Regions from separate parts of the Homo sapiens genome. Here region 1 is linked to region 2. A link is a loop called in an ENCODE intact Hi-C map of the cell type or tissue named here. Cell type or tissue: gastrocnemius medialis. All regions are shown on one strand. Links, peaks and the distances in the headings refer to the core of each region. The heading gives the core; the rest is flanking DNA.

The links. Peaks named below come from ENCODE experiments on the same cell type or tissue, not always from the same donor. Only the 100,000 strongest peaks of a DNase experiment are listed, where the experiment ranks them.
Region 1: it touches region 2 in a loop (5-fold over the local background); 13 of 110 quality-filtered maps call a loop at or near these places.

Annotation. Positions count from the first base shown.
Region 1 is chr9:37,593,904-37,609,593 of GRCh38, forward strand. It overlaps a transcript of FRMPD1 not described here. Among named protein-coding and RNA genes, the nearest start is that of TOMM5, 9.2 kb to the left of the region's middle. RefSeq lists silencers at 9-303, 703-772, 6,333-6,515. In gastrocnemius medialis, for the core only: no CTCF peak of the experiment used is centred there; a DNase peak (open chromatin) is centred at 9,058; H3K27ac peaks cover 1,211 bases.
Region 2 is chr9:37,659,836-37,675,525 of GRCh38, forward strand. All of the region lies in intron 1 of FRMPD1 (FERM and PDZ domain containing 1), which reads left to right. It also overlaps the pseudogene RN7SKP171. Among named protein-coding and RNA genes, the nearest start is that of FRMPD1, 17 kb to the left of the region's middle. In gastrocnemius medialis, for the core only: a CTCF peak has its summit at 8,677 (motif pointing right); DNase peaks (open chromatin) are centred at 8,056, 8,366 and 8,687; H3K4me3 peaks cover 1,002 bases; H3K27ac peaks cover 2,379 bases.

The DNA.
Region 1 (15,690 bases), core at 4,674-12,673, 67 kb before region 2:
GCATTTTACAGATGAATAGAAAGAGGCTCAGAAACCAAGTCCAGCTTTGGTGTGAAGCCCTTTATCTGGAACATCGCAGCTGAAGTCTAAAGTGCACTAAAGTCTAGTCATTCTGCTGGTGATGCACGGGCAGGGTTCTAATGCAGATAATTATCATGTCAAGTTGAATTATCTTTCCCCTGCACCCTACTGCTCATCTGTTAGTCTTTAACAGTTAGTGCCCACATGGATGGACATCGCTAGAGTCAAGAGTTTGATGCAACCAGATTTCCTGTCACAGAAGCATCCAAACAGAGTTAGTAGGCTGCTGCCCCAAGTTACGCATGCCAACTAGCCATATCTACTTCTTACACGCAAGCCAGATGACTGAATTGCTCACATAATTCAAAACCAGAATGTTCCTTCTTGACTGCATATTGCATAGCAACAATGGACTTTGGATAAATTAGGACAATAATTTACTATGAGAGCAACTAATAACTATATGCACGGTCAACTTTCTGGTTGACAGAATGTAAGGCACTGGGGCAAGAAAGGGAACTCATCTGCTTATTCCAGCTTTAGCAACCTTTTGCATCTGTAATTCATGCAATGGAATAGCAGAGGCAGCTCTGGAATGGGAGGGGCTGACTCCCAAGGAATAGCCTCCAGCCAACCCTTGGTGAGTGTTTAGAAAGCCTGCAGTGATGTTGAAAGCAGCAAGAACTGCGGAAAGAACATGAACAGGAACACTGGAGACATGGACTCTAGATCTGGCACTGCTGCCAACTAGTGGTGTGATGAGGGACGAGTATCTGATTTCACTGCAACTCCATTTCTTTCTTCTTCTTTATTTATTTATTTATTTATTTATTTTAGACTGAGTTTTGCTCTGTCGCCCAGGCTGGAGTGCAGTGGCGTGATCTTGGCTCACTGCAACCTCTGCCTCCCGGGTTCAAGCGATTCTCCTGCCTCAGCCTCCCGAGTAGCTGGGACTACAGGCGTGTGCCACTACGCTCGGCTAATTTTCTTTTTTCTTTTTTAAGAGATGAAGTTTTGCTCTGTCGCCCAGGTTGGAGTGCAGTGGTGTGATCATAGCGCACTGCAACCTCACACTCCTGGGCTCAAGCAGTCCTTCTCCTGCCTTAGCTTCCTGAGTAGTTGGGACTACTGGCACGTGCCACTACACCTGGTTATTTTTTTCTATTTTGTTAGAAATAGAATATTGCTGTGTTGTCCAGGCTGGTCTCAAACTCCTGGGCTCAAGTAATCCTCTTGCCTCAGTCTCCTGACCGAGGCATGAGCCACTGCACCCAGTTCTTCCATTTGTTTAGTTGGAAAGGGAAGGCATATATTGAGATGCTTTTGAAAGTTTCTTCCAGTTCTAACAGTCTATGCATTTTTTAAAACCACCTATGCATCTTGAATTTTAATTGTGTCATCTAGAACTTTCTGTTATGGAGTGTATGACTTTGAAAATATCATCAAATATGGTCAGACATCAAAATGGTCAGTGTGTGTGTGTGTTCCACGATAGGATGGATGTAAAAATAAGGCATATCTCATCCATCCGAATAGTGAGGCAAAGTGATTGGGAAGGGGTGAGTTCTTGTTACGTGGTTCCAGTAACTTCAACCCCTAATGCTGATAAAATTTAGAAAAACAGCTCACATATGAAACTATCAATTTATTTTCTCTGCAGAGATGCTTTTGAGTAACTTTCATAGGAAATGAAAGACGGGATAAATTAGCCAAAAATAATGTTTCTTGGTGAAAAGAACAGATTTTAAGCATTTGAATTTTATTCCCTAAATTAAAGCAGTACTTTCTTAAATTAATTTTTTGAGACAGGGTCTCGCTATGTTGCCCAGGCTATTCTCAAACTCCTGGGCTCAAGGGATCCTCCTGCCTCAGCCTCCCAAGTAGCTGGGATACAGGCAAGCGCCACCATGCCCAGCTAAAGCAGCACCTTTACACCCGGTAGGTGATATGGTAGCAAACGGCTAGCCTGTTAAAGGGCAGTATTATTTTCATAACAATTTTCTTAAGTCTGGTGCTTGCGTACCTGTAGAGACAGAAGTAGGTAGTGGATAGAAATATGGGGTAGCTAGATCTTGGAGTGAAGAATTGGTGTTGGTTACAGGCTAGGAGGATGACCCATTCCTGTCTCAGATACGTTCCTCCTGGTGAATTCAGTTTTCCCCTTGCATGGTTCATCTAGTTGTAATGAAGGAAACTCATGAAAAGAGATTCGCTTCTCTTTTTTGGCTTTTTAAAAAAGTGCTTATTTATTTGGCATGTAGGTGGTGGTATTGTCCAATGACAGTGGGTTTAGGTGAGGCAAATTGAGAAAATATGCTTCAGGAAGTCAACATTGGATGGAGCTATTTCATATCTTGGACCCCTCATTCTTCCTCAATGATGGGATGATTAGAGGTTGGGTCTAATCTTTAAAGTTGCCCACATTTCTAAAAATGCTGTAATTCTGTGTTCATCTTTCCTGTTCTTCCTACATAACCTTGAACTAAAAGCTAAGAGCAAAGGATTCACTGTGATTTGCCGTGGAAGGCAAAAATAAAAAGTATGCGCGCATAATTTAATATTGATATTTGTATTATTTAGTCTGATCACAGAGGAAATGGGAGCTGATGTCACAGCCTGTCTTGTTTTCCATTTAGATCCCAGGAGGGATTAAAGAGCCATTTCCTTTGCCTCGACTTCCCAGACAGTACAGTACACATCATTCAGAGTGTACAACCTACTCATAAGAGAATTAAGTGCTTTAATTTTCATCACTGGTGAGGAATTTGTATTTGCAAGGTCAGAGATTGACTGATGACTCATGATTGGGGAATAAATCCAACATAAAATCACAGGAAGTTTGTGATTCCTAATTTATAGGGAGCTATATAGGCTTTGAGTATTGAACAGTTCAACCCCTTCATTTGGCAGATGGGGAAACTGAGGCCCAAAGGGACGCTAGTTAGAACTGGCTTGGACTAGGATAGGTCTCTGGGCTCCCAGTTTAGCCCCTTTCCCCATCGTACCTTGTTGGTTTCGATACTTTAACTGTGAATATTCTCATTGACGATCCTCCCCTCAGAAGTAAAGATGAAAAGAATGGAGTGTTGTTAAACCCCAGCTTGGGAGGGACAGGATAAGGGGTGGCTGTTACTCATCAATAGACTACAGGCAGCCCTTCTTTCCACATTGCCTCACCCATCACCAGTTGTTAATCTGGACTGTGTTATTATCCAGTCCCACACCTCTCCTTCCTCATTCCTTCAGGAGGTGAACATGGCCTGGAATTCCTAAAATAAACTTGACTTTAAAGTCCACTCAGAACCAAGATGAATGAAATAAGGGTCAGGACAAAGAAAGGACCCTTGGGCTCTCAGTAAGGATTGTTCCATGATAGATGCTAACCAGAGTCCTCACCTAGCAGAGAGGATAACTTACTTCTAGAAATTACTGCTCACTAAGGGACAGATGCCTCTTTAGGAAGAGGGGACCTTTGAACCTTAAAGGGAGGTAGAATGTTGATAACCTTCACCTCACTGGCATTTGCTTTCTATGACACCCCGTTCTCAGTTCTAACCTTTAGGGCTTTGTTGTCTGGATAATTCATGAATATTTGATCTCTTGCCATGTAGACTGCAAGCACCTCAAGTACAAGGAACATGTCATCGCTCATTCTTTCATCCTCCAAGCAACCGAGGACAGGTATTTACATGGTAGAAACTCAGTAAGTACCCCCAAGTGAATGAGTGAATGAATGCATTTCATATCTACTAGTGTTTAGAATTTAAAAATTGCTGGCTTTGTATATTAGATTGAAAGGAAATTGTCCCCAAAAGAAATTTCCCTCAAATACTACATAGTATTATTATTATTATTTTGACACAGAGTCTTGTTCTGTTGCCCAGGTTGAAGTGCAGTGGCATAATCTCGGCTCACTGCAACCTCTGCCTTCTGAGTTCAAGCAATTCTCCTGCCTCAGCCTCCTGAGTAGCTAGGATTACAAATGTGCACCACCACGCCTGGCTAATTTTTGTATTTTTAGGAGAGATGGGGTTTCACCATGTTGGCCAGGCTGGTCTCGAACACCTGACCTCAAGTGATCCACCCACCTTGGCCTCCCAAAGTGCTGAGATTACAGGCATGAGCCTCCACACCCGACCCTACCTATTAGTCTTATATAGTTACTTATTTCTCACTCTTTTAGAACAGGTTGTTTTTTGTTTGGCTAAATAAAAATCAATTAAATAATTTTAGTCTATCATAGGCAGAGTTATAGAATGAAATTTAAAATGTATTTGCTTGTATTTATTTACAGCAATATAATTATATAAAACCCATGTCATACTTTAAATAACTTTCTTTCTTTTATAAAAAAGTATGTTTACTATAATAAAATTTAGACAATACAAAAGTAAAGAAAAAAAAAGTAATTCCCCATAATACTACAACCACTCATATTGATGGTAATTCTTTTGGCCTTTCTTCTATCATATACATGTACAGCTCTTGCTCTTTCTTGTGTGTGTGTGTGTGTGTGTGTGTGTGTGTGTGAGTGTAGGCATATATATATAATATATATATCTCCACACGCATTTATATCTGTGTATTTTTACAAAAATAGAACATTTAGTATATGCTGTTTTTACCTGCATTTTTCATTAAGTGATATTGACTGTCTTCCTATATCTTTAAATATTCCTCTAAACATCATTAATGATGGCTGTATGGCATTCCAGTATATGGATTTACCATAATTTATTTACTAAATCTCTTCCTTTGGGTATTCAGTTGCTTACATATTTTCTCTATAAATAATACTTCAGTGAACATCCTTGTAGCACTTATTTTGTGCACACTTAAAAATTTCCCTGATCATTAGAATTACTACCTTAAATTCAGAGTTCTCAGTTTTTCCTAGTGACCCTCTTTTTTCTGAGGAATAGGGCACACTCTGGCCAAGGGTGTAGATGTCAGGTCTCCAGGCCTTTAGAACTACAAACAAGGAAATGGGAGATTTTGTTTTTAGAAGAGGTTTGCTTTCTTGTGCTAGAAGTTATTTTGCAGCAGGAAAAGTAAAATGTACTGAGGGCTTAGTTTGCATTGACATCATTTAGAGCACATACTAATTTCTAGCCATCTCCCTGCAGAGGTTAGAGCTGATTTTGCCATCATTCCCATCCCATCCCCATTACACAAAAGACACATGCATACGTTATGAAAATGTGCTTAGGCCGGGCGCGGTGGCTCACGCCTGTAATCCCAGCACCTTGGGAGGCCGAGGCGGGTGGATCACGAGGTCAGGAGGTCGAGACCATCCTGGCTAACACGGTGAAACCCCGTCTCTACTAAAAATACAAAAAAAAAAATTAGCCGGGTGTGGTAGCGGGCGCCCATAGTCCCAGCTACTCGGGAGGCTGAGGCAGGAGAATGGCGTGAACCCGGGAGGCGGAGCTTGCAGTGAGCCAAGATAGCGCCACTGCAGTCCAGTCTGGGCAGTCCAGCCTGGGTGAAAGAGCGAGACTCCGTCTCAAAAAAAAAAAAAAAAAAAAAAAAAAGAGTGAAATAAAATAATGTACATAATGTGCCTGGCTTATGGTGGACACTTTATAAATCGTAGCTACTACTAATAACAAGACATAATTTTTCAGTAGAAAAATTATGAATTGAGCATACTCTAAATGGAGCAAGTAATTTTTTTTTTTTTAACCACAACAGTATCTAAAAGGCCAGGCATGGTGGCTCATGGCTGTAATCCCAGTACTTTGGGAGGCTGAGGCGGGAGGATCACTTGAGCTCAGGAGTTTGAGACCAGCCTGAGCAACAAAGCGAGACCCCATCTCTACCAAAAAAAAAAAAATTTAGTTAGTCATGGTGGTGGCACACACCTGTGGTTCCAGCTACTCCAGAGGCTGAGGTGGCAGGATCGTTTGAGCCTGGGAGATACAGGCTGCAGTGAGCCATGATCGTGCCACCACATGCCAGCCTGAGTGACAAAGCAAGACCCTGTCAAACCCAAACCAAAAAACTCCCAGTATCTGCTATCATTAGTCAGTCCCATTTAAATTATCCCTGGCCTCTGATTCACAGTAAATCTTTTTTAAAAAGTGGCAGAGCACCCACAGTCCTCTTTTCCTCACCTCCTATTTATTCTTTTTTTTTTCTTTGAAATGGGGACTCTCTCTGTTGCCCAGGCTGGAGTGCAGTGGCGCGATCTCAGCTCACTGCAGCCTCCACCTCCTGGGTTCAGGCTATTCTCCTGCCTCAGCCTCCTGAGTAGCTAGGACTACAGGTGCGTGCCACCATGCCTGGCTAATTTTTGTTTTTGTTTTTTTGTTTTTGTTTCTGTTTTTGTTTTTAGTAGAGACGGCATTTCGTCATGTTGGCTAGGCTGGTCTCAAACTCCTGACCTCAAGTAATCCACCCACCTCGGCCTCCCAAAGTGCTGGGATTACGGACGTGAGCCACTATGCCCGGCCACCTCCTATTTATTCTGCAGCCTAAGGACAGGTTGGGCTTTTGGCCCCATCTGTTCTCTGAAACTCCTCCTTTGAGAGAAATCCTTATTGCCAAATCCAGGAGATTCTTGTGGGCCTCAAACCCTCTGCAGCATTTGACACTATTCGCCACATGGCCTTTTCAGGAAAGCTCTCCCCTCTTAGCCTCAGGGATACCACATTCTCTAGCTTTCTTTTCACCTCACTAGATGCTCCATAGCCTCCTTCCACACTCTTCCTTGGGTCACACTTAAATGGCAGCATTCTTTAAGGACCTCTCCTGGATCCCCTTCTCTTCTGTACCCATGGGCAATCTTGCCTGGCCTCAAATGCCATCTTTAGGCTAATGATTTACCACATATGTCACCAGCTCACTTCTCTCCAGAAACACAGAGGTGTATATCCAACCGACCTCCTAACTTCACTGTCTTCTCAGATGTCCCATGGGTACACACTTCACCTGTTCAAGGCAGAACCAATCCTCTTCCCATCTGTCTTAATCCATTTGGGGCTGCTATTACAGAATATCTGAGACTGGGTAATTTATGAAGAACGGAAGTTTATTTTCTCTCAGTTATAACGAGACTGGGAAGTCCAGGATCAAGGTGCTGGCATCTGGTCCAGTGAGGGCCTTCTTGCTGTATCCTCACATGACAGAAGGTGGGAGGGCAAGAGAATGCCCACTCCTGAAAGCCCTTTCATAAGAGCACTAATTCATTCAAGAGGGTGGAGCCCTCATGACCTAAATCTCCCATTAGACTCCACCTCCTAATACTGTTGCATTGGGGATTAAATTTTCAACACATGAAATTTTGGTCACACATTCAAACCATAGCACTCTTCTAATCAATCTTAACTCTTATGCTGTCTAGCCCAATGACTGGCACTACCATCCATTCCCTCTGGTTGTTAAAGCCAGAAATCTGGGAGTCAACTTGACTCTTGCCCCACCCATAGGCCCTACCTTGAATTAACCACTAAGTTTTGTTGATTCTATCTCCTTAATATCTCCAAAAGTCATAATATTCTTTCTGTTCCCACTACTACCACTTTTGCTCAGGCCACCCATTAATTGGTCTTTATTCTGTCTTATCCTCCCTAGTGCGTTGTCTACCTTGCAGCCTGAGTGATCTTCCTAAATATACATTTTATAGTGCAAAGACCCAAAGCAAAGAGTTTGGTGAGCTCAGGGAACATCCAGCAGATCGGTGTATGGAGATAGAGGCGGGAGGTTGAGTGGGAAAAGAGAAGAATAGAGGAAGAGTGAAGAAGAGGCAACAGGTTGAGGAAGAGAGTAAAAAGGGATGATGTTGGTGGGAAGATAGGTCTTTGCACATGAATTCTTTCTGATTAAAATTCCTTTTCCTGGCCAGGTGTGGTGGCTCACGCCTGTGATCCCAGCACTTTGGGAGGCTGAGGCGGGAGGATCACGAGGTCAGGAGATTGAGACCACGTGGTTAACATGGTGAAACCCCGTCTCTACTAAAAACACACACACACACAAAATCCCTTTTTCTATCTCTTCATCTGGCTAATTCCTAATGTCATTCAGAAATAGCTGGGTGCAGTGGTTTATGCCTGTAATCCCAGCACTTTGGGAAGCCGAGGCGGGCAGATCACCTGAGGTCAGGAGTTCAACACCAGCCTGGCCAACATGTTGAAACCCTGTCTCTACTAGAAATAGAAAAAAATTAGCCGGGAGTCATAGCAGAAGCCTGTAATCCCAGCTACTGGGAGGCTGAGGCAGGAGAATTGCTTGAACCCGGGAGGTGGAAGTTGCAGTGAGCCAAGATTTCGCCACTGCACTCCAGCCTGGGCAACAAGAGCGAAACTCCATCTCAAAAATAAATAAATAAATAAATAAATAAATAAATAAATAAATAAAATCACCTTAGATATCACCTTTTCCAAAAAGTCTTTACTAGTTTAGTTAATGGTTACTTGCCAGTGCTGGTTCCTTAGTTGTAACCATGGTACCACTGTAATACAGGATGTTAATACTGGGGAGACCAGGGTGAGAAGTATATGGAATTCTCTGCACTATCTTTGCAACTTTGCTATCAATCTTAAACTATTCTAAATAAAAAGGTCATGAAAAAAATTCCACTAGCTCTCCTGTGCTGGCTTAGCTGCTGCTTCTGTGTGTCTATGAGACCTGTGCCTACTCTTGTCCAAGCGTCAAAGCACTTAGCATAATATCTTACCATTGTCTATGTGTTTTTCTCTTCCACCAAAATAAGGATGGGAATCACGTCTTCTCATTTTTGTATCTCTCATGCCAACACAGTGCCTAGCAAATGAGAACTGTTTGGTTATCTCCTAAGTAAATGTTTATCGTAAATAAGTTTATTTTAGGGGGCACTACCAAAGCTCTTATTACAGGGTAACCTGAAATTATAGCAAAAAAGAACCTAACAGTCTCAGATATTAGAAATGACTTGTAAGCTCTGTTTGCTCCTCAGCATGGAGGACTTGGCAGACCTGTAGTGATGGATATACTTGAACATCCCGTGCATCCCCACACACAGTGTTTCTGTTTCCGGGAGAGCCACGTGATCCTTGTTCCTCTGAAGGTAAAGAGTCCCAGGCCAGCTGAGCTGGGTTAGTTCACTCCAGGTGAGCCTCACAGGCTGCTGCCAAATCCCAGGAGGGTGTGGACTGTGTGCGAGTGCAGGAAAGCCAACTAGGGCAAAGGGCAAAAGAACCAGTTGGAAGAAGAATGACACCACAGGGAGATGAATCTCCAGTTAAGCAATTCTAGTCCCAGCTCTTGCATTAATGAGCTGCGTGACCCTGGCCAAGTGTCTATCTCTTAGTAGGCGCCAGAGTCCATATCTGTAAAATGAGGGCTTGGATTGGCTGGTCTCTACAGTCTCTTCCAGGATTGATGCTGGGATTTGGTGATCAGTGTGAAGACTGTGGACACTGGTGGAAGGAAGGAGGTAAGTGTGTGTTAGGAGCATACGGCAACTGAACCATTGGTTTGGGTTAGCAGGCACCATGAGCAAAAAAACAAACAAAGCCAAAAAAACGAGTTAGGTCAGAGATGTGTTTAAGTCATCCTGGAAGTAGAGACTTCTGGGACACAATAGTTCGACCGCTGTGTCTTAAGGATTTAACTCAGATCCATCAGAAGGAAACATTCCTAAGTATTGCAGTGGGGGAGGTGGGTGGCAGAGCAGTTGTGATTTATACTTAATAGAATGATCATATTTGGGGAGGTTTTTGTGTTTATTGGCTAATAGGTTTTTTGTTTTGTTTTGTTTTGTTTTATTTTGTTTTGTTTTGTTTTGTTTTTGAGACGGAGTTTTGCTCTTGTCGTCCAGGCTGGAGTGCAATGGTGCAATCTCAGCTCACTGCAACCTCTGCCTCCTGAGTTCAAATATTTCTCCTGCCTCAGCCTCCCAAGTAGCTGGGCTTACAGGTGTGTGCCACCACGCCCGGCTAATTTTTTGTATTTTTAGTAGAGATGGGGTTTCTCCATTTTGGCCAGGTTGGTCTCGAACTCCTGACCTCAGGTGATCCGCCCACCTCAGCCTCCAAAGTGCTGGGATTACAGGAGTGAGCCTGTAATCTCATTATTACATAGTTTTGATTATTTGCTTTTCACTGAAATTATCTGTAATTTAAGTGTTGGAGATGATGCAAAGAGTACCACCTGGAACTTGGCTGGGGCAGGCATGGCAGCAATGCAGTGTTTTTGAATGCAACTGTTAAGTGTGCGAATTAAAATTATTTGGAGTTTGAGGCTATGAACTATAAAATCATAAAAATTCAGCATTTTCTTAATCTAAGTGAAAAAAAATCCAGTTTATTTCAAAGTTTACCTTTCCTGACTAGGTAGTAGTGGCTTTGGTGATTATATTAAAGATTATATTAAAGAAAAGTGTCTATTTGCCTAATTGAGTAAATATATTGTAACCAATCATTACTAGTTAAGAAGATCTAGTACCTGGTAGAGAACTTAGGGTGAGTAGAGAAGAAAATAACAGCGTGATTGTTAAAAATCCTAAGAAGATTCTTTTTGTTCACTGTATCAGAATTTCTGAGAGGTGGGTGGAAACACCCACTTTTGTCCCTGAAAGAACTGGAAATATGTAGTCACAAGGTATGCTTAGAAGCAGGGGCTTCTTGCTCAGAGCAACTCCTTCCAAATCTGGTCCTCCTTCTGTGTGGACCAGGTTTTCTTTCCTTCTTAGAAAAATAGTTATGTAATGATTCACTTGTGTTCAGGGATGGTAGAAAATTGCTTAACCTCATAAAGATTTTGGATTTAAATCCTGATGGACAAGGCACCAGCCAAATGTTAGCGTGAAGATGTGTGTCCTTGGTCCTCAGCATTGAAGTGGGCCAAGAGCAAAGAAAAGACCTTCCTGAAAAATGAGGGAACCAGCCAGAACCAGGGAGAATGAAGGGAAGTGGGCCAAGCATTAGGGCCGCAGGAAGAGGAGCCAAAACCCCAAAACAGTAATAGTTAGCATTATTGAGCATTTCTGCTGTGCCAAGCATGGTTCTAAATCATTGAATATAATTCTCACATCAACCCTCTGAGGCAGGCTCTATTATTTCCACTTTACAAATGGAAAAGTCAGGCATAGAGAGGTTAAATATTCATCCAAGGATAATCAGATAGTACATTGTGGAGCTGGAATACAAATCCAGGCAGTTCCACTGTGGAGTCGTTGCTGTTAGTCACCGTGCTTCAGTGCATATATAACCTTTTGATATTGTATATGACTTTCAGTCTGTGCTTCCAGTACCCAGCCTGGGGCTGGGAAGGTAATGGACTTTGCTGGATGTTCCTGAACTGAATGGAACCCAGCAGACTCAGCCTGTGCCCAAACCTGGTACCTGGAGTCTGTGGGAGGCTCTGTTTGGCTCAGCACAATCCTTGGGAGAAGCAGAATGCTAGTCAGTCCCTGAGGGCTGGCAACAAAGCCCAACCCAGCCAGCTGACAGATCATGGCAGGACTCCCCCTTACTGCATTGAAAGGGGTAGGAAAAGCATGGGCACTCAAGAACCCAGAGCTGACGGAGATGAGAAAGCAGCCTGGTCATTCCATAGCACATACTGAGAACCCACTCTACACCAGCCCCTGCTCTGGGCACTAGCCACTGTCAATATAGAATTAGATTGTACATATTCTGTGCCCTAGAGGAGCCCCCTGCTAATGGTGAGAAAGGCCACCTATCTGATAGGACTTTGGAAATTGCCTTAGGACCTCTGTCCTGGTTTGTACAGCAGATAAGACTAATTCCAAATCATATTGTCATTCTGGTAGAATTTTATTTATTTATTTATTTATTTATTTATTTATTTATTTATTTACTGACTGAGACAAGGTCTCACTCTGTCACCCAGGCTGGAGTGCAGTGGCATGATCATAGCTCATCACAACCTCAAATTCTTGGGCTGAAGGGATCCTCCCACCTCAGCCTCCTGAGTAGCTGGGACTACAGGTTCATGCCTGGGTAGTTTTTAAATTTTATGTAGAAGCAGGGTCTCACTTTGTTGCCCAGGCTGGTCTTGAAGTCCTGGGCTCAAATGATCCTTCCACCTCAGCCTCCCACATAGCTGGGATTACAGGCATGAACCGCTACACTCAGCCTTACGGAAGTTTAAATATTCAGCTCACTGCCCACTAACTGAAATCAGGAGATGGGTTGTATAATCTGTAGACCCCTGGATGAACTTTTTGGAGCAAGGATGTAGGGGCTAAGGTTATGGCAGGTCTGGGTAGACAGAATCTGCAACAGGACTCTGTAATTAAAATGGCAGTAGAGATGGTTGGATAAGAGAGGGGAGAAGGAAAGAAACCTGCTCTTGTATTCATAAAACAGTAGGGCATATTTATCCCGGTGGAAGAGGGCATTTATTCTGTGTGCCAGCCATGGAACCATCTATTGGATCAAGCCTCTTGAGTGATGAAAAAATTGTTGTAGACTAGGGACTTATTTGGTGATGAAAGTGATGTCTGATTTGCTTGTTGTACTGGTGGCATTCTTTGTATTGCCTTGTTTCACTCTCAGAAGTATTCTGGGTTGGATGACAAACTTTATGGTCACACTGCCCATGGACAAAAAGATACCTGTATTTTTCTGGTGGCCCTGAGTTCTAAATTTTAAAGCCAAAGAGAGGTTGGTGTATAAAGCACCTCTTGCTAAATAGCGTTTTCTTCTGGCACCACCACGCTGAATATGCACAAAACTCTTTTCTTTTCCCTCTTAGCTTGGCTGGAAATATAAAACTAAAATTTACTTTAAAATTAATAGAAAACAAAAAAGATTCCCTTTAAACCAGAAAAACAGATACAGGATAGAAATTTATTAAGTTCTTGCCACAGATCAGCTTGACTGGCTCAGTTCAGAATGATCAGTTCCTGGATTGCTTAGCTCTCCTCCACCTAGAGTTCTGGGACACACAGCCAGAGAGAGGCTGGAGTAGGAGTGTCTGCAGGGAACCATAGATGTAAGGGAGTCCTTGGCCCTTCACATGTCATTCTGGGCTATGAGACCCTGAGGGGTTAGTCCTTGACTCCTGGGAGAAGGGAGAAGGGTTTTGTTTTTATTATTTTTTCACATGAAGCCACTGCTTGAAGCATAGTGACAGTGAATGTAGAAATCATTAGAAACATGGTTGAGCACAGTGGCTGACACCTATAATCCCAGCACTTTGGGAGGCCGGGGCGGGTGGATCACCTGAGGTCAGGATTTCGAGACCAGCCTGGCCAACGTGGAGAAATCCCGTCTCTAATAAAAATACAAAAATTAGCCAAGCATGGTGGCTCGTGCCTGTAATCCCAGCTGCTTGGGAGGCTGAAGCAGGGAGAATCACTTGAACCCGAGAGGCGGAGGTTGCAGGGAGCCAGGATCACACCACTGCACTCCAGCCTGGGTGACAAAGTGAGACTCCATCTCAAAAAAATCATTAGAAACAAAAGAATCCGGGGAAAGGAATGAAAGTGGTGTTTCATGAAGTTTAATTGAGCAATGACCTCCTCATTAGCAGCAGTCAGTTCAGTTTATGTGACCTCATTTAAGGAAAAAAAACAAGGATTAGGGGAAAAAGCGCCTCCTTTGTGTTACTGTTCCTTCTCTCTCTCACTGGTACATCCACCTGTATCCTTGTGGTTGTGTTGCCATTGCTAAATTCATCAAACAAGGTCTGTGATTGTATGTGACCTTAGTCATCTATTTGTTACACAAGCATTTTTGGATTGTTTGAACCATTCAACACCTCTTTCCTTTGCATATAAATGGAGATTAGGAGGATTCTTAATAGGTAGTTATTGAGCATCAAGCCTGTCATAGATATTAAGGAGAATTACAGGGTCGGGGATTTATAGTCAAAATTCAAAGAGATGTGAAAATAATGAGAAACCTCATGGTTTAGGTTTTGATGTTAGAAGCTCGCTGCTTCAAAGATCTAGAAATGTGTAATAAAACCATACCAGCTCTTGTTTCTACTTCCCCAACATAAAACAGCTAAAGATCACTGAATAAATTAATAGACGATAGCAAGAGTGTGTTTCTTCAAGGGAAGTTCCTCTGAGAAGCTTGCTATTTCAGGAAGACATGGGTCGTGGCTTTTGTGAATCAATTTTAAAAGGAGCCAGATAAACTTGTGGCCAGCGATAACATCTATAGCTATTGAAGGCGAGACGGGGTAGTCAGTTCTCATGCTGCATTGCATTTAAACCCTGTGTCACGAAGGCTACGTGAACAGGCTGGGAATGTCTTCCCCACAGGGTCCTTGCTCGTATTCAATTTCTCCTGATAAACTGCCTCATTCTCCATGTCAAACCCTTTTCAAAGCTTGACATAAATTCTGGGTTGATGAAGTAACATACTGATTATTTAAGAAACATGGCATAACTTATAAGGACTAGGATGCATGCCCAACTCTTCAAAGTTTTGAACTCTGGGGCCTAGAAACCAATTTCAAAGGCACTGCCTACTTTCTTTCTTTCTCTTCTTTCTCTTTCTTTCTTTTTTTTTTTCTATCTTTCTCTCTTTCTTTCTTTCCTTCCTTTACATCCTTCCTTCTTTTCTTTTCCTTTCTTCCTTCCCTCCTTCCTTCCTTCTTTCCTTCCTTCCACTTTCTTTCTTCCTTCCTGAGATGGGGGGAGGGTAGTTGGTCTCACTATGTTGCCCAGGCTGGACTTGAACTCCTGGGCTCAAGTGATCTTCCTATCTCAGCCTCCCAAGTAGCTGGAACTATAGGCACTTGCCACTGTGCCTGGCAAGACTTAGTTTTCTTTTGCAAATCATTCCTGGGAATTGACACAGAAACAACTTATTAATCTTAAAAGCAACCATATTCATAACTTCATAGTAATGATAAAAATACTAAGAGTATTTAAATTTCAATAAGAATAATAGCTGAAATGTATTGGGGGCGTATTGTGTGCTAGGCCCTGTGTACACTGAAAGTTTCACATGGATTGTCTTGTTTAATCCTCCCAATAATAAGCATTATTATGTAGGTGTTATTATATTATCCCAGTTTTACAGATGAATATTATTACAGTCCAACCGTGCTCCTGAATTCCTGACCAAACATCCAACTGTCCACTCAACATCTCTGTTTGGATGTTTAATAGGCATCTCAGGCCGGGCATGGTGGCTCACGCCTGTAATCCCAGCACTTTGGGAGGCTGAGGCGGGCAGATCACCTGAGATCAGGAGTTCGAGACCAGCCTGACCAACATGGAGAAACCCCGTCTCTACTAAAAATACAAAAAGTTAGCCGGGCATGGTGGCACATGCCTGTAATCCCAGCTACTTGGGAGGCTGAGGCAGGAGAATCACTTGAACCTGGGAGGCGGAGTTTGCGGTGAACCCAGATCACGCCATTGCACTCCAGCCTGGGCAACAAGAGCGAAACTCCGTCTCAAAAAAAAAAAAAAAGTATCTCAAGTTTAAAATGTCTAAAACTTGGCTCCTAATATTCCCTTCTCGTTCCTCTGCCCCCAAGAAACTTCCTCCCCTTCAGTTTTCCTCATCTCAGGTAGCGGCAAGTCCAGCCTTCAGGTTGCTGAGGCCCAAAACCTTGGAGTCATCTTTGACTCATCTCTTTCTCTCAAACCCTGCATCCAATCTGGTCAGCAAATCCTGTTGCTGCACCTTCATAAAGCATATCCAGAATCAGAGTACTTCTCACTCCTCCACTGTTACTTCCCTGCTTCAAACCACC
Region 2 (15,690 bases), core at 5,260-13,259:
CAAATGCAACTCCCACTAAAATGTGCTTTTCTCCACAAAGAGAGTGCGCTGCTTTGTTTGCAGTTGACTTTTCAAGCACTAAAAAAAAAAAAAAAAAAACAAAACTGAGGGGCAAGCAGAAGAGCTGCGTCTGGTGAAGCTAGTAGTGGAGCTGAGAGAAAGCAGGGGGAGGGTAGTGGCCTGGGAAGTTCTGGACACTGAGCAGCTCCAGACTCTCCACTCATTGCTGCCCCCAGGATTCCTGTCCGACGGCATCCTCCTAGATGGCTGCTGCACTCATTTCAATGTGCTTTGCTAAGAAAGGCCTGTGTGGGGATAGGGGCTGGGGAGGAGAGGCGGGGAGGGAGGAGAGAGATGAATCAGACAGTCCCTGCCCCACCTGCGGCTGGAAGTAAGTCAGTGCTGGGCAGGGTGCTGTGCTTTGCAGAGACCCTTGGGAGCCTAGCAAGGGCTGGCCATGCCTTGCAGGGAGATCTAGGAGGGCTTCTGGGAGGGACTGGCATTTGAACCGAGCCCTAGTGGGTGACTAGGAGATAAAGAAGAGAAAGATGGATAGAACAGTGTATCCAAAGTTGACCTCAGGTGGCCCCCTTCCTGGTCATCATCCGATGGAGCTGCACTGGAAGAAGCTCAGGTCTTACAGGGACCTTAAGGACCATCTAGTAAGGAAGATATTCAGACTGCACTGCTTAGAGACCTCCGCTTCTCATTTCTCTTAAAGAACAGTGATTTTAAAGTAGGTTTAAACAATGGGTTTAAAGAACAGTGATTTTCCATTTTGACAAGGCTTGTTTGGTATAGCCACTTCAAAATATCCCCACATCAAAATATGATGCTTTATCTGGGATATCTTTTCCAGACTTTGGGAGCCTTCCCTCCTGCACTTTCATTTCTGCAAGGCAATACTCCCCAGACAGTGTGGTCATGGGGTGTTGCTGTGTAACCTTCCCCACTTGACTGTGAGCTTCCTGGGCAGGGACCGAGCCTTGCTGCTCATTCAGTACGGAGCCCAGAAGGAGGCCTGGGGGGTACAGTGTTGACCGATGAAATGAATGAATGCATGGCTATGACTACTTCCTTAGCTGCATCTGGCTCCCAGCTGCCTTCATTGGTCTCTACAGTCATCAGTAGTATCCTGGCTAAGTCAAGAGCATATGTGGGCCTCTGTGTTTCTCCATCTTATATTCTCTCCTGGAGTTGGTTTGCTATATCAGCCAAGTTAGTAGAGACTTGGAGGGGTGGTGCCCCCTCTCTGCACTTTCAGAGGATAGGGAGGCGGTGGACCTAATGTCCAGCCCCTGGAACTGCTGCCTGTTGTTCTGTGACATGGCCAGACTGACCTGGGAACTTGCTAATTCGGTCCAGCTGGCTCTTCTTGGTGCCTTGTAGTCTTAGTACTAGAGTCACAGAGGCAGGAGGGTGCAGGGGGAAGTACCCAGGCCTTTGACTTCATCAGGCCTGAGTTTACCAGTTGCATGATCTGAGGCCCATTGTTTACTTGCTTTCTTAATTGATTATCTGTGCATGTTAAGCTTACAGAAAAGAAGATACAGGGAGGATATAATGACCCCTGTTTTCCACCTACACATGGTAAATATTCAATAAATGTTAATATTCTTTTTATGTTATCTGAAGGGCTGTCATGGAGAAGAGAGATAAGACTGGTTCTGTGTGTTAGAGGCTATCCAGAACAAAGTTTAGTTTTGCCTCAAGTTCTCATCCTTTCCAAATTTCATAAAGCCCCCCAGTGTCCTAATTCCTCAAGCTTACGGCATTCCTGACATGTTTGTTTCTTATTCTCTTCCACCTGCAAACTACCACCACCTCTCTGTGTGAATTTGAAGGTTGCTTCCCCTTGTCTGGGCCTCAGTTTCCTATCTGTGGGCTAGGTTATATCCAAGGTCCTCTACAGCTTTGACACTACATTTAATTTCACAGCATAGATAATCCATGTCTTAGACTGTTTTGTGTTGCTCTAACAGCTTGTTTGGAGGTTCCAGCAGGGGAGCACAGCTACTCGTATACCCTTGACCAAAGACCAGTCCTCCTCTGTCGGGGATGGCTGTCCTCTTTGACCAAGAATGCAGCTTCGGGAGGGATGCACATGGAGTGGTGAGGGAGGAAGGGGACACCTGCCTAGCCAGCCAGATCAGCTGAATCAAACCTGGTGACCAGTGGGGTGACAGATGTCACAGCCAGATTGCCCTCACATCCATGTTGCTATAACAGAATACCACAGACTGGGTATTTATAATAAATAAAGATTTATTGGTTGTGGCTCTGGAGGCAGGGAAGTCCAAATCAAGAGGCCGGTATCTTTCATGAGCCTTCTTGCTGTGTCATCCCATGACAGAAGGGCAAAGAGAGGGCAAGAGGAGTGAACCCAATCGCACAATAATAAACCCACTCCTGCAATAACAGCATTAGTCTGTTCATGAGGGTGGTGCTCCCATGTTCCAAACATCCCCTATTAGGCCCCACCGCCCATCACTGCCATATTGGGGATCACAGTTTTAGCACATGAACTTTGGGGGGTACATTCAAACCATGGCCATTCATTATTTGGAAAGTGATGTTCTAGGCCCCAGAGCAAATACAGATGGAGTTACAGTCCTTGGCCTTACAGAGGTCACAGCCTAGTGTGGGGACAAATAAGAAGTCAGCATCATGAATGCTGTGGTAGGGAATACAGGGCTGAGGGATCGGAACCAGAACAGGGAGAGACTAGCCACTTGATCAATGTATGGGCCCACTGCCCTCAGGGAGGAGCTATCTAGAAATGTTTGTTACTACATAAAAATATGAATGATGGAGACCAGGTCTTCCCAGGTGGCACTAGGATTTTTTGCTTTGAATTGGAATTATCAGTATGGAAAATCCCAGCAGAGATGACCTATGTGAGGGACCTTCTTTCCTCTCTTATTCTCCTGCCTTCTTGGAAAGAAAAAAAAAATATCCAAGTCTTCAGAATAGATTGACCTTTATGTACAGAAGCTCTTGGGACATGCAGCTCAGTTTAACAAGTACTGTTTGTGTGCCTGAGAAATGTCTGGGAAGATGCAGAATTACATGCGTAAAGAGAATTAATCTATCTTTTGCCATGATTGTGTTCAGAAGCTCATTTTCAAAGACAGTTTCAATTTTCCTAGCTGTCTGGGTGACAGTTAGATGCGTACAACCTGTGCACACTCATCCCTCTCTTGTATTTAGTCTGCCCAATTTAATTTGTTTAGATACCGTAGGCTTTTATTGATTGCCCATTAGAAGTTTAGCCTAGTGTTGACAGCCTAGGGGTATAAGAGACATCATTAGCCAGAAATTTCTTTTGTAGCTGGACTAGTAAGTCTTATACCCAAGAGTCAGTGAACAGAATGATCTGTTCACTGGGGATTGCTGAGTAAATTGGTGTGAGTGCCAGGATTTCTGCCCCAGGCTGAGAGATCTGGATAGATGGATGCTGAAGATGGTTCTTCAGGAAGTCTTTTGGAGGAGTCTGCATTGGAGATGGGCCAGGTGGGGATTGCATGCCAGAGTGGAGATGCAGGGGGAGGGGGCTGATCAGCAGGTGAACTCAGCATGGGAATTAGGCTTGAGCTAACTTTTCAGTCTCATCCTCCAGCCTGTTGTTCTCATGCCTTAATAATGAAAACATTTCTTCAATGCACAAGGCTCTAGCAGGCCTCTGGATTTTTGTTCATGCTATTTCCTTTGCTTACCCTCTCCACTGCCACACTCCATCTACCAGTAAAACTCCTAGTTATCTTTCAATTCTAGTGTTCTTCTGCTGTTCTAACCTCGTGACTTTGCCTCTCCTGGTTTCTCGTAGTGTTTTGTCTATATAGTCATCCTTCAGTATCCCATAGGGGATTGGTTCCAGGACCCCACTGCAGATAAGAAAATCCATGGATGCTCAAGTCCTTTATATAAAATGGTGTAATGTTTGCATATAACCTATGCATATCCTCTTGTATACTTCAGATTATCTCCAGGTTACTTATAATACCTAATAGAGTGTAAATGCTATGTAAATAGTTGTTATACTGTATTGTTTAGGGAATAATGACAAGAAAAAGTCTGTACATGTTCAGTATAGACACAACCATGCATCTTTTCCCCGAATATTTTCAGTTCAAGTTTGGTTGAATCCACGGATGCAGAAGCCCCAGATATGAAGGGCTGACTCTACTTCTGTTTCAGTATGGTACCTGGAGCATGACAGACGCCCAAGAGCTATCACCTGAATAAATGAATAACTGAATAAATGACTGATTATTAGGTTCTGTGTCTGACTCACCTGCTGGAACTGTGAAATGTTTCCTGAGAGAGGAGTGGAGGGCACCGAGATGAAAATGTGGGTGACAGATTCAGAGCAGGGAGACCACTGGGCTGCCCTTGGTGGTGGGGTGGGGGAGATGCCCTTTGGAGGGGATGTAGGGCATCGACATTTATGTATGTATGTATGTATGTATGTATTTATTTATTTATTTTTACTTTAAGTTCCGGGATACATGTGGAGAATGTGCGAGTTTGTTACATAGGTATACATGTGCCTAGTGGTTTGCTGTACCTATCAACCCATCACCTAGGTTTTAAGCCCCACATGCATTAGCTATTTGTCCTGATGCTCTCCCTCCCCTTACCCCACCCCCGACAGGCCCCGGTGTGTGTTGTTCCCCTCCCCGTGTCCATGTGTTCTCATTGTTCAACTCCCACTTATGAGTGAGAACATGCGGTGTTTGGTTTTCTGTTCCTGTGTTAGTTTGCTGAGGATGATGGTTTCCAGCTTCATCCGAGGACATCAACTTTTTGATGAATAGAAGCACACAGTAAAGATATTCTCTAAGATATGCTATAGACACTAAACATTCGGGGAAAAACCTGACTCTGGAATAATCAAAGAACTACAAATAAAATCAGCAATAAAAGCAAAGAAAAGAACTGCAAACAGAAGCCCCCTTATAAATCTAATAAATTAGGGGTGACTGAGTAATTGGGGGAAGTAGTTTTCCTACTGACCAAGGGAGCATAATTGGGATAGCTTTTGTGGGGGGCAATTTGGCTATATCAAAAGCATTAAAAACTTGTATAGTCTTTCACCCAGCAGTGCCATTCCTAGGAATTTATCCTAAGAGAATAATTACAGATGTATTTTCAGAGATGTTTATCTCAACATATTTGTAATACAGACATCGAAAATAAACCAAATATCCAGCAATAGGGACTTAGCTTTAAAAATGGCACTCTTATCTATAGCAAATAAACAATAATGTTGTAGAATAATAAAGACACAGGGAAATGTTTACAGTGTATATTTTTCAGTTTAGAAACCAGCATATATGGTAAGTTCCCAATTATGTTGAAAATGTGTCTTTTCACACAAAAAGACTGGAAGAGTAATTAGCAACTTATAGCTTTTAGTGGACAATTTTTATTATCTTCTCTCCAAAAAAGAAAACTTTCAAAATTTTCTACCAGCCACATGTATTACTTTTATAAGAGGGAGGAAATAAGTGACAATTAAGAAAAAGAGATAAGCTTTTGGAGAGCGTTGTTTGAGCGTCACTAGGTGGAAAACTAAATGAGCACATCATTTATCTTGCAAATTCCAGACAGGTGGTGTTTTCAGAAGGAAGAGTGGTCTTAGGTCCATTTGTGTGAGTATATTTATAGAAGTGAAAGCTTTGGGGGAAGGAAATAGATTGATTTTTTTTCCCCTTGAACTTCTGAAATTATTTTTTCCACTCCATTTGTAATTGAGCCCAGGGAGCTATTCTTATTTCTTCCTTTCTTGGGCACTGCGTTAGACCTAAAAATGTTAACTGGCTTAGGATGTGGGTTTTGCTAAAATGATTCCCCTTGAAGTCTTCACTGGGCTTTCTCATGCTTAAAAGTGGGGTCCCGCAGAAGATCACTTTCTACCTAATGCACTTTGCTCCTGAAGTCTTTGGCAACGTTGGGGTGGTCAGAAACCACTCCTGCCTTATGGTTCTGGACCCCAGCAGCCACATGTGAGGGCTCAGCAGTATGCACCTGTGTTGGCACTGTCTGTTGGAGAGGTTTATTTAGGGGTCAATCTGGCATCACCTTATCCTGTGGACGTAACATTAGTCTGCAGAAAAAGAGATCAGAGTTGGGTAGAATCACTTTGAATATTAAAGATAGTGATGCCTTTTGCCATACATCTCCAAAGAGCTCTGAGCATTTCAGACATTACCTCATCGTTAATTTTCACAGTGTTCTTGGGTGAGAAGCTGATGGCAAGTATTCCCTGGTCTCCGTGTGGGGCAGAACATAGCAAATTTTAGGTAGGTAGTAGGAGTTCTCCTGACTAGATATCAATTGGTAAAAGAAAATGGGGGCATTTTTTGGGTGTCTTCTTCACAGTTGTTCTGCGTTACTCAGAAATTAAATTGCCTTCCTGCATTTTGCCCCACTAACACTTATTGAGTGTCTACTGTGAGCAAGGCACAATGCTGAGTACTGTGGCTAGGAGTGAAATGTAAATGTCCTTAGTCCCACACTTAAGGCCTTTGGTGATCTGGCTTCTTCCACCTGCCACTCCTACCCCGATACCTCCACTTTATTTCACATACCTTTTATGCCTCATCGTCTTCATGCTAAGCTGAACCTTTGGTCTTCAGGGTAGCCCAGTGCCATCTCCCTTCTGTGCACTTTATGCCCTTCCCCTGGTGTGCCCCCGTTGCCTTTCTCCCTACCCCTGCAGGTCTTATCCTGTCCTTCACGCTCTGCTCACCTCCTGCACAAAGCCTTCCCTGATAGCTCACTCTACTTTATCCACAGCTGGATGGGATCTCCCACCACCAAACTCCCAGGTGTTCTACTAGCCTCTCTGCACTGGTCCTTACTCTTTTTTACTTTGTATTTCAGTGATTTATGTGCACTCCTTGATGACTTTTCAAGCTTCTTGACTGAAGAGATGTGCAAGTACTCAATGCATAAAGGAATGAAACGGGCATAATTTCAGGCTAGCAGTCACCAGTTTGTGCCTAGCTTTCTGAGGTACAGAGTCACTGATAGAACCCTACTTGGCCTCGCCTCTCCTTTGATCCTTCCTCACTGAGGCCCTTTGCTGCCTCCCAGTCGGTTCCGTCCTCGCCTTGCATCAGTGCCCATACCATCTTTCAGTTCATAGCTGTGTATTAAAAAGTATTCCTCTCTTATGGTGTTCTGGGGAGACATGGGAAAAGAGAGACAATTGAAGCATGCTTTTTTTTTTTTTTTTCCTGAGACAGGGTCTTGCTTTGTCACCCAGGCTGGAGTGCAGTGGCGTGACCTTGGCTTACTGCAACTGCTGCTCCCCCAGGCTCAAGCGATCCTGCCACCTCAGCTTCCCAAGCAGCTGGGACCACAGGTGCGCACCACCAAGCCCAGCTATTTTCTTGTATTTTCAGTAAAGACAGGGTCTCACCATGTTGGCCAGGCTGGTCTAGAACTCCTGACCTCAAGCGATCTGCCCACCTCAGCCTCCCAAAGTGCTGGGGTTACAGGCATGAGCCACTGTGCCAGGCCTGAAGCAGTTTTAAGGTTACCCCTGGGCTGGCCACAATGGCTCACTCCTGTAATCCCAGCACTTCGGGAGGCTGAGGCGGGCGGGTTGCTTGAGGTCAAGAGTTCAGGACCAGCCTGACCAACATGGTGAGACCCCATCTCTACTAAAAATTAAAAAAAAAAAATAGCCAGGCATGGTGGCACACACTTGTAATCCCAGCTGCTTGGGAGGCTGAGACACAAGAATTGCTTGAACCCGGGAGGCGGAGGCAGAGGTTGCAATGAGACGAGATCGTGCCACTGCACTCCAGCTTGGGTGACAGAGGGAGACTCTGTCTCAAAAAAAGAAAAAAAAAAAGAAGGTTACCCCTGTGCTTATTTCTTTTTCAACCTCTGTAATGCAAACCACCCACACTTCATGGGATCCTAAAATTGCAAAGGGCTTTATCCAGAGTATTCTTTGTCCATGAGCCGGCATGAGGGCTGAGATCATCTCCTGCTCTACCTGTGGCAGGCTGTGTGAGGCTGGGCAAGTTATTTAATCTTCCTGTGGCGTCATTTCCCCATCTGTTAAGGGGGGATAATGTGCTTAGGGGTGACCTACCTCCCTGGGATGCTGTGAGGCTTAGTGAGCTAATGCCATTGCTATTAACTTTAACTGAACACAACTGGGCAGAACTAGCAGGAGACCAAGTATTATGTGGCACAGAATAAACTCTACAACTATAAAATGGATGCATCATGAGACCTTGGGTGTCATCTTCTGTGTTGCCCTTGGCACAGAGGAAGCCAGTTTGCCAATCAAGGACCTCTAGGGTTTCCTCTCTCGACTGGCTCAAGTGGTTGAGGTCTTGAGGATGAGAATGCCATCTGCAGGACTCCTGTGCCTGTCGTGCTGAAAGGAGAGAAGCCAGACATGTTGACAGGCATAGCTGCAGCTGCCCAGTATCCGCAGATGAGGAGGGTCATGCTCCTGTGAGGAGGGGGCCCGTGCCACAGAGATACCACCCAACTTTGCCCACATGGCCTGGCAGTCGGTTTTACTTGGGCTTATCGATGAGCTATGGGAAGGTCATTTGATATTCACATTCTTGTGGCCGCAATGTTGGGAATGTGGCCTTTTATCTTTAAAAATAGCTGTGTGCTGGGAGGCCCGGGAGCAGTGTCCTGGGATGGAGGGGAGCTGCCAGCAGGGGGAAGAGGTGTGGATTTCTTTCCGAGGAAGAGTCCCTTCAGCTCTGTGCCACTGGTGAGTTGGTGTTTGCTCATTCTGTAACGTGTGCTGCTTTCTCTAGACTGTTCTTGGAAAGGGGGCTGTTTTGGTTCTTCTCAATTGTGATACCTTCTCCATATCTTAAAAAAAACCTGTTTCCACGGTATATTTGTTCTTGAGCACTTATCCTTTATGAAACCTGTTTGATTAAGATTCTTTCAGTGTTCATAATCGCAATTTATTTATTATGGGTTCTTCTCAAATTTAACTGGTAATTATTTCTCACATTTGTTTTGTGTTTTCAAAAGGCAGCATCCTTAATCATTTTATATATAAATAAGATAATCATTAAATACTTTTGGAACTAACTTGCCAACAGGTTTTCAAAATTGGGGGATCATAGGATGTGAGACCCCAGGCTAGAGACTTTCACGTTGAATAAATCCCTGTTTCAGATGGTGCAATGATGTCCTGAGAGGATAATGAGCAATCTTTGGTTACACAGCTAACTAGTGACAGAATCAGGACTTGGATCCAGGTCCCCTAACTTCCTTGTCCATGCCTCTCTGGTCAGCTCTGTGGAATTTAGCCTCTGAATTACAAGTGAGTGAGAAGGGGAAAAAAATCACTACCTAATTTAACTTTTCCGTATGTCTTAATTAAAATGAATCTTCTAGTTTTAGAAATGCCTATGCCATATACCACAGCTGATCCCTTGACCTTGACTTGCTTGATTCCTTTGATGGTCTGCATTGAGGATTCTTCAAGTATGGTCCCCACCTGTATTCTCCGAGAGCCTGTGAGAAATACGAACTCTCAGCCCCGCCCCAGACCTAGGGAAACTCTGCGGGTGGGGCCCAGCAACCTGTGTTTTAACAAGTCCTCCAGGTGATCTGATAGGCAGTGAAGTTACAGAACCATTGCCTGCCATGGCTTAAGTCATCCTCTCCATGTGTTTGACACCCAGGGCAGTGACTCACTTTGTTTCTTTTTCTTTTATGGATTCTGAGTTTTCTTTACCGAAGAGAGAGTTTCTCTGTTGCTGCTGCTAGCTTTGAATAATGATTCCCTTTTTCTGCTTCTCTGCATTACTACTATACACACACACCTAGCAGGAGTGAAAGATAGGTGGGCCAAAAATGAAAGTAAATAGGCTGGGCACGTGGTGGCTGACTCCTGTAATTCCAGCACTTTGGGAGGCCGAGGCGGGTGGATCACCTGGGGTCGGGAGTTGGAGACCAGCCTGACCAACATGGAGAAACCCCAACTCTACTAAAAATACAAAATTAGCCGGGCATGGTGGCGCATGCCTGTAATCCCAGCTACTCGGGAGGCTGAGGCAGGAGAATCGCTTGAACCCGGGAGGCGGAGGTTGTGGTGAGCTGAGATCACGCCATTGCACTCCAGCCTGGGCAACAAGAGCAAAACTCTCTCTCAAAAAAAAAAAAAGAAAAGAAAAAAGAAAGTAAATAGGGGATTTGAACAGAAACAGGTTTGCAGGTAGAAAAAAACGTCTCAACCACTGAGGTATGTTTTCTGCGTTTAAAACTTGCTACTTCTCTAAGCACACTGATAAATTAGACTGTGTCTAACTGTATTATACTGGGTTTTCTATCATTTATTTGTTATTTTATTCATTCATTCTGCAGATTTTTTGTACCTTGTATTTGCATGGCTCATGTTAAGTGCTGGGGGAGACGTATTCGAGTTTATCAGGAGGTAGAGAACATGTTCAAAAATAACTATAATCCAAGCTAGCCAGTGATAAATACAGGAGAATCATCTTTAGTAAAATGGTTGTGGAAGCCTAGAGATGGTAGAAAGCATGTATGAGGGAGGAGGACAGCAGGGAGGACTTCATGAAGACAGCAGCATTTAGACGAAGCTTAAAAGGAGGTGGAATTTGACATTGAGAGTTTGGGCGTGGGTAAATAACATTCTAGGCAAAGGTGCAAAAAGATCAAAGCATGGCGGGAGGCTCAGTGCAATTTGTTAGGATGGGGGTTATGTGAAGATGATTAGAAAGAAATGAGGCCATGTAACTAGGTCAGTGTCAAATGGAGAAGGATCTTCAAATACTCACTTAGGAGTTTGTTCTTTATCCTGAAGGCAATGGGGAGTCATTGAAGGGTTTTGAATAAGGGGGAGGTATGACCAAGCTGTGCTTTCAGTAAAGTTAATCTGCCATCAGCATGTGAAGTAGACTGAAGTATGTGAGAGGGAGACTTTCGTTGTTTTTATTTTGTAACTGCTTTGCAGCAGTTTGTTGATAGATTGAAAAATTGTCTTAATGTTTAATTGGGAGGTAATTGCCTTTCTTCTGGTGATCGTTGGATTTTGAAATAAGCATCCAGGGCATAGTTTATTGTCTGGGGAATGCAGCTGTAACGTTATAATGGGGAATCTGCAGGAAAATAAGAATCACTTATCAGAATGGCTTTATAGGAAACTTCCAGAACTAACTTCTTTCTTCCTTCTTTTCTTTTGAACATTTTCTTTTAAACAAAATGTGTTCATATTCATTTTATCCAGTAATAACCTGGTAATGCTAGATCACATAAAATCTACAAGTATTGAACACCTAAAGGCTATTGAACACCTAAAGGCTCTTTCTTGCCTTTTCCTACTCAGCCTCCAGAGCTGTTTTCCCTCTCACTCAAGGACTTACTTTGTTAAAGTGCCTAAATCAAACTCATTTTGCAAGGATCTGCCTTATTTCAGTGGTGGCTCTAATGGGAATAGTTGTAGGAAACTTGAATGTCATGAATATTTAAATATGTTATGACTTCTAGTATTTGTAGTATAGAGAAGGCTCTGTTACCGTTGTTTTTTTCAGTAGGGCTCTCTTTATAGGGCCTTGGCTTTGGCTAGTTAGCACCATTGATTTTAGTCATTCAATGAGTATTTAGTGAACATCTATTAGGCACTGAAAAATCATGGTGAATCAGACAACCACGGCCCTGCTCAATGTGGAACTTATATTCTAGCAGGGGATATATACAAGTAAATAGTCAAATATAGTCTGAGAGAGGGAAAATACTGGGTACTGTGAAAGCACCGACCCCGAGTAGAGGTCAGAGAAAACTTAACAAGTGGGATATAAACTGAGACCTGAAAACTAATTGGGGGCTGGCACAGTGACTCACTCCTGTAATCTCAGCAATTTGGGAGGCCGAGGCGGGTGGAACACCTGAGGTCAGGAGTTTGAGACCAACTTGGTCAACGTGATGAAACCCCATCTCTACTAAAAATACAAAAGTTAGCCGGGCGTGGTGGTGGGCATCTGTAATCCCAGCTACTCAGGAGGCTGAGGAAGGAGAATCGCTTGAACCTGGGAGGCAGAGGTTGCAGTGATCTGAGATCGTGCCACTGCACTCCAGCCTGGGTGACAGAGCAAGACTCCATCTCAAAACAACAACAACAAAAAACAACAAGCAAACAAACAAAACAATTGGGGTAGGTTAGTTAGCCTAAGCTTGCGGGGAGACAACTGGGGGGAAATGGACTGCTAATGAGTATGAGGTTTCTTTCTTTTTGGAGTGATGAAAATGCTTCAAAATGGATTGTGGTGATGGTTGCACAGCTCCATGAATATACTAAAAACCATTGACTTGTGTACTTTAAATTGGTAAATTGTATGCTATGTGAATCATATCTCAATAAACCTATTTAAAAAGTCAGTTGGAGAAGCCAGCAGCAGGAAGGGTGTACCTGGCAATGAAACAGCACATGCAGAGGCTCCGTGCCATGAACAAAAAAGGAAGAGATCCACTAGGTCTGGAACCTCCTGGGAAGTGGAGAGCAGTAAGACAGAGGAAAGTGAAGAGGCTTGAGAGGGGGAGTGGGGCCTGCACAGGTAGGTCCTTGAAGTCCTGTAAATAATAACAGCAGGTACCACTTACGAAGGGCTTATCAAATGCCTGGTACTGTTGTAAGCTGTTTCCATGCATTACCTCATTAATTCTCACAACAACCTTATGAGGTAGGTACTGTTGTTACTGGCATCTTATAAGTGGGAAAACCAAAGCACAAAACTGTGAAGTAACCTGCCCATAGTCACAGATCTAGCAAGTGGCATGGCTGAGATATGAGCCTGTATTAGTCTGTTTTCACCCTGCTGATAAAGACATACCCGAGACTGGGAAGAAAAAGAGGTTTAATTGGACTTACAGTTCCACAGGCTGGGGAGGCCTCAGAATCATGGCAGGAGGCAAGAACCAAGAGAAAATAAGGAGGAAGCAAAAGTGGAAGCCCCCAATAAACCCATCAGATCTCATGAGACTTATTTACTATCATGAGACTAGCATAGGAAAGACCAGCCCCGTGATTAAATTACCTCCCTCTAGGTCCCTCCCAGAACATGTGGGAATTCTGGGAGATACAATTCAAGTTGAGATTTGAATGGGGACACAGCCAAACCATATCATTCTGCCCTTGGCCCCTCCAAATCTCATATCCTCACATTTCAAAACCAATCATGCCTTCCCAATAGTTCCCCAAAGTCTTAATTCATTTCAACATTAACCCAGAAGTCCACAATCCAAAGTCTCATCTGAGACAAGGCAAGTCCCTTCTGCCTATGAGCCTTTAAAATCAAAAGTAAGCTAGTTACTTCCTAGATACAATGGGGGTACATGTATTGGGTAAACACAGCCATTCCAAATGGGAGAAATTGGCCAAAACAAAGGTGTTACAGGGCCCATGCAAGTCCAAAATCCAGTGGAGCAGTCAAATTTTAAAGCTCCAAAATGATCTCCTTTGACTCCACATCTCACATGCAGGTCAAGCTGATGCAAGAGGTGGGTTCCCGTGGTCTTGGGCAGCTCCGCCCCTGTGGCTTTGCAGGGTACAGCCTCCCTCCCAGCTGCTTTCATGGGCTGGCGTTGAGTGTCTGCGGCTTTTCTAGGCTCCTGGTGCAAGCTGTTGGTGGATCTACCATTCTGGGGTCTGGAGGATGTTGGCCCTCTTCTCACAGCTCCAGTAGGCAGTGCCCCAGTAGGGACTGTGTATGGGGGCTCCCACCCCACATTTCCCTTCCGCACTACCCTAGCAGAAGTTCTCCATGAGGGCCCCACCCCTGCAGCAAACTTTTGCCTGGGCATCCAGGCATTTCCATACATCTTCTGAAATCTAGGCAAAGGTTCCCAAACCTCAATTCTTGACTTCTGTGCACCTGCAGTCTCAACACCACGTGGAAGCTGGCAAGGTTTGGGGTTTCCACCCTCTGAAGCCACAGCCCAAGCTGTACATTGGCCCCTTTCAGCCATGGCTGGAGCAGCTGGGACACAGGGCACCAAGTCCCTAGGCTGCACACAGCAGGGGCACCCTGTGCCTGGCCTATGAAACCACTTTTTCCTCCTGAGCCTCTGTGCCTGTGATGGAAGGTGCTGCCATGAAGGTCTCTGACATGGCCTGGAGACATTTTCCCTATTGTCTTGGGGATTAACATTAGGCTCCTTGCTACTTATGCAGATTTCTGAAGCTGGCTTGAATTTCTCCCAGAAAATGGGTTTTTCTTTTCTATTGCATCATCAGGCAGCAAATTTTCTGAACTTTTATACTCTGTTTCCCTTTTAAAACGGAATGCCTTTGACAGCACCCAAGTCACATTTTGAATGCTTTGCTGCTTAAAAATTTCTTCTGCCAGATAACCTAGATCATCCCTCTCAAGTTCAGAGTTCCACAAATCTCTAGGGCAGGGGCAAAATGCTGCCAGTCTCTTTGCTAAAACATAACAAGAGTCACCTTTGTTCCAGTTCTCGATAAGTTCCTCATCTCCGTCTGAGACCACCTCAGCCTGGACCTTATTGTTTATATTGCTATCAGCATTTCAGTCAAAGCCATTCAACAAGTCTCTAGGAGGTTCCGAACTTTCCCACATTTTCCTGCCTTCTTCTGAGCCCTCCAAACTGTTTCAACCTCTGCCTGTTACCCAGTTCTAAAGTCGCTTCCACATTTTGGGGTATCTTTTCAGCAACACCCCACTCTACTGGTACCAATTTACTGTATTAGTCTGTTTTCATGCTGCTGATAAAGACATACCTGAGACTCGGAAGAAAAAGAGGTTTAATTGGACTTACAGTTCCACATGGCTAGTGAGGCCTCAGAATCACAGTGGGAGGCGAAAGGCACTTCTTACCTGGTGGCGGCAAGAGCAAATGAGGAAGAAGCAAAAGTGGAAACCCCTGATAAACCCATCAGATCTTGTGAGACTTATTCACTATCATGAGAATAGCACAGGAAAGACTAGCCCCTATGATTCAGTTGCCTCTCCCTGGGTCCCTCCCAGAACATGTGGGAATTCTGGGAGATACATTCAAGTTGAGATCTAAACGAGGACCCAGCCAAACCAAACCATATCAGAGCCCAAGAGGTCTGGCTTTAGAATTCACACCATGGGCCCTAAAAAATGATCCTAAAAGTTATGGGGTGACATTATAGAGTTGTATACAGGAAAGTGACAAGGTCAAACTTTCATCTTTGAGAAAGATTACTCTGTGGTGTGTGGAATAGATTGGAAGAGGAGCAAGACTGAAGGCAGGGAGACCGGGTGCTACAATGATCCACGTAAGGAAGAGATCATGGTGGGGCACGGTGACTCATGCCTGTAATCTCAGCACTTTGGGAGGCTGAGGTGGTTGGATCACTCTAAGTCAGGAGTTTGAGACCAGCTTGGCCAACATGGTGAAACTCCATCTCCACTAAAAATATAAAAATGAATCGGAGTGGTGGCGCACACCAGTAATCCAGCTACTCGGGTGGCTGAGGCACAAGAATCGGTTGAAACTGGGAGATGGAGGTTGCGGAGAGGCGAGATCGTGCCACTGCACTCCAGCCTGGGTGACAGAGTGAGACTGTCTAAAAAAAAAAAAAAAAATACAAATCATGGTGGCCTGAATGTGTGTGATGGTGGTGGGGATAGAAAGAAGTGGAAACTTGAGAGATTGTTAAGGAGGTCACATTTACAG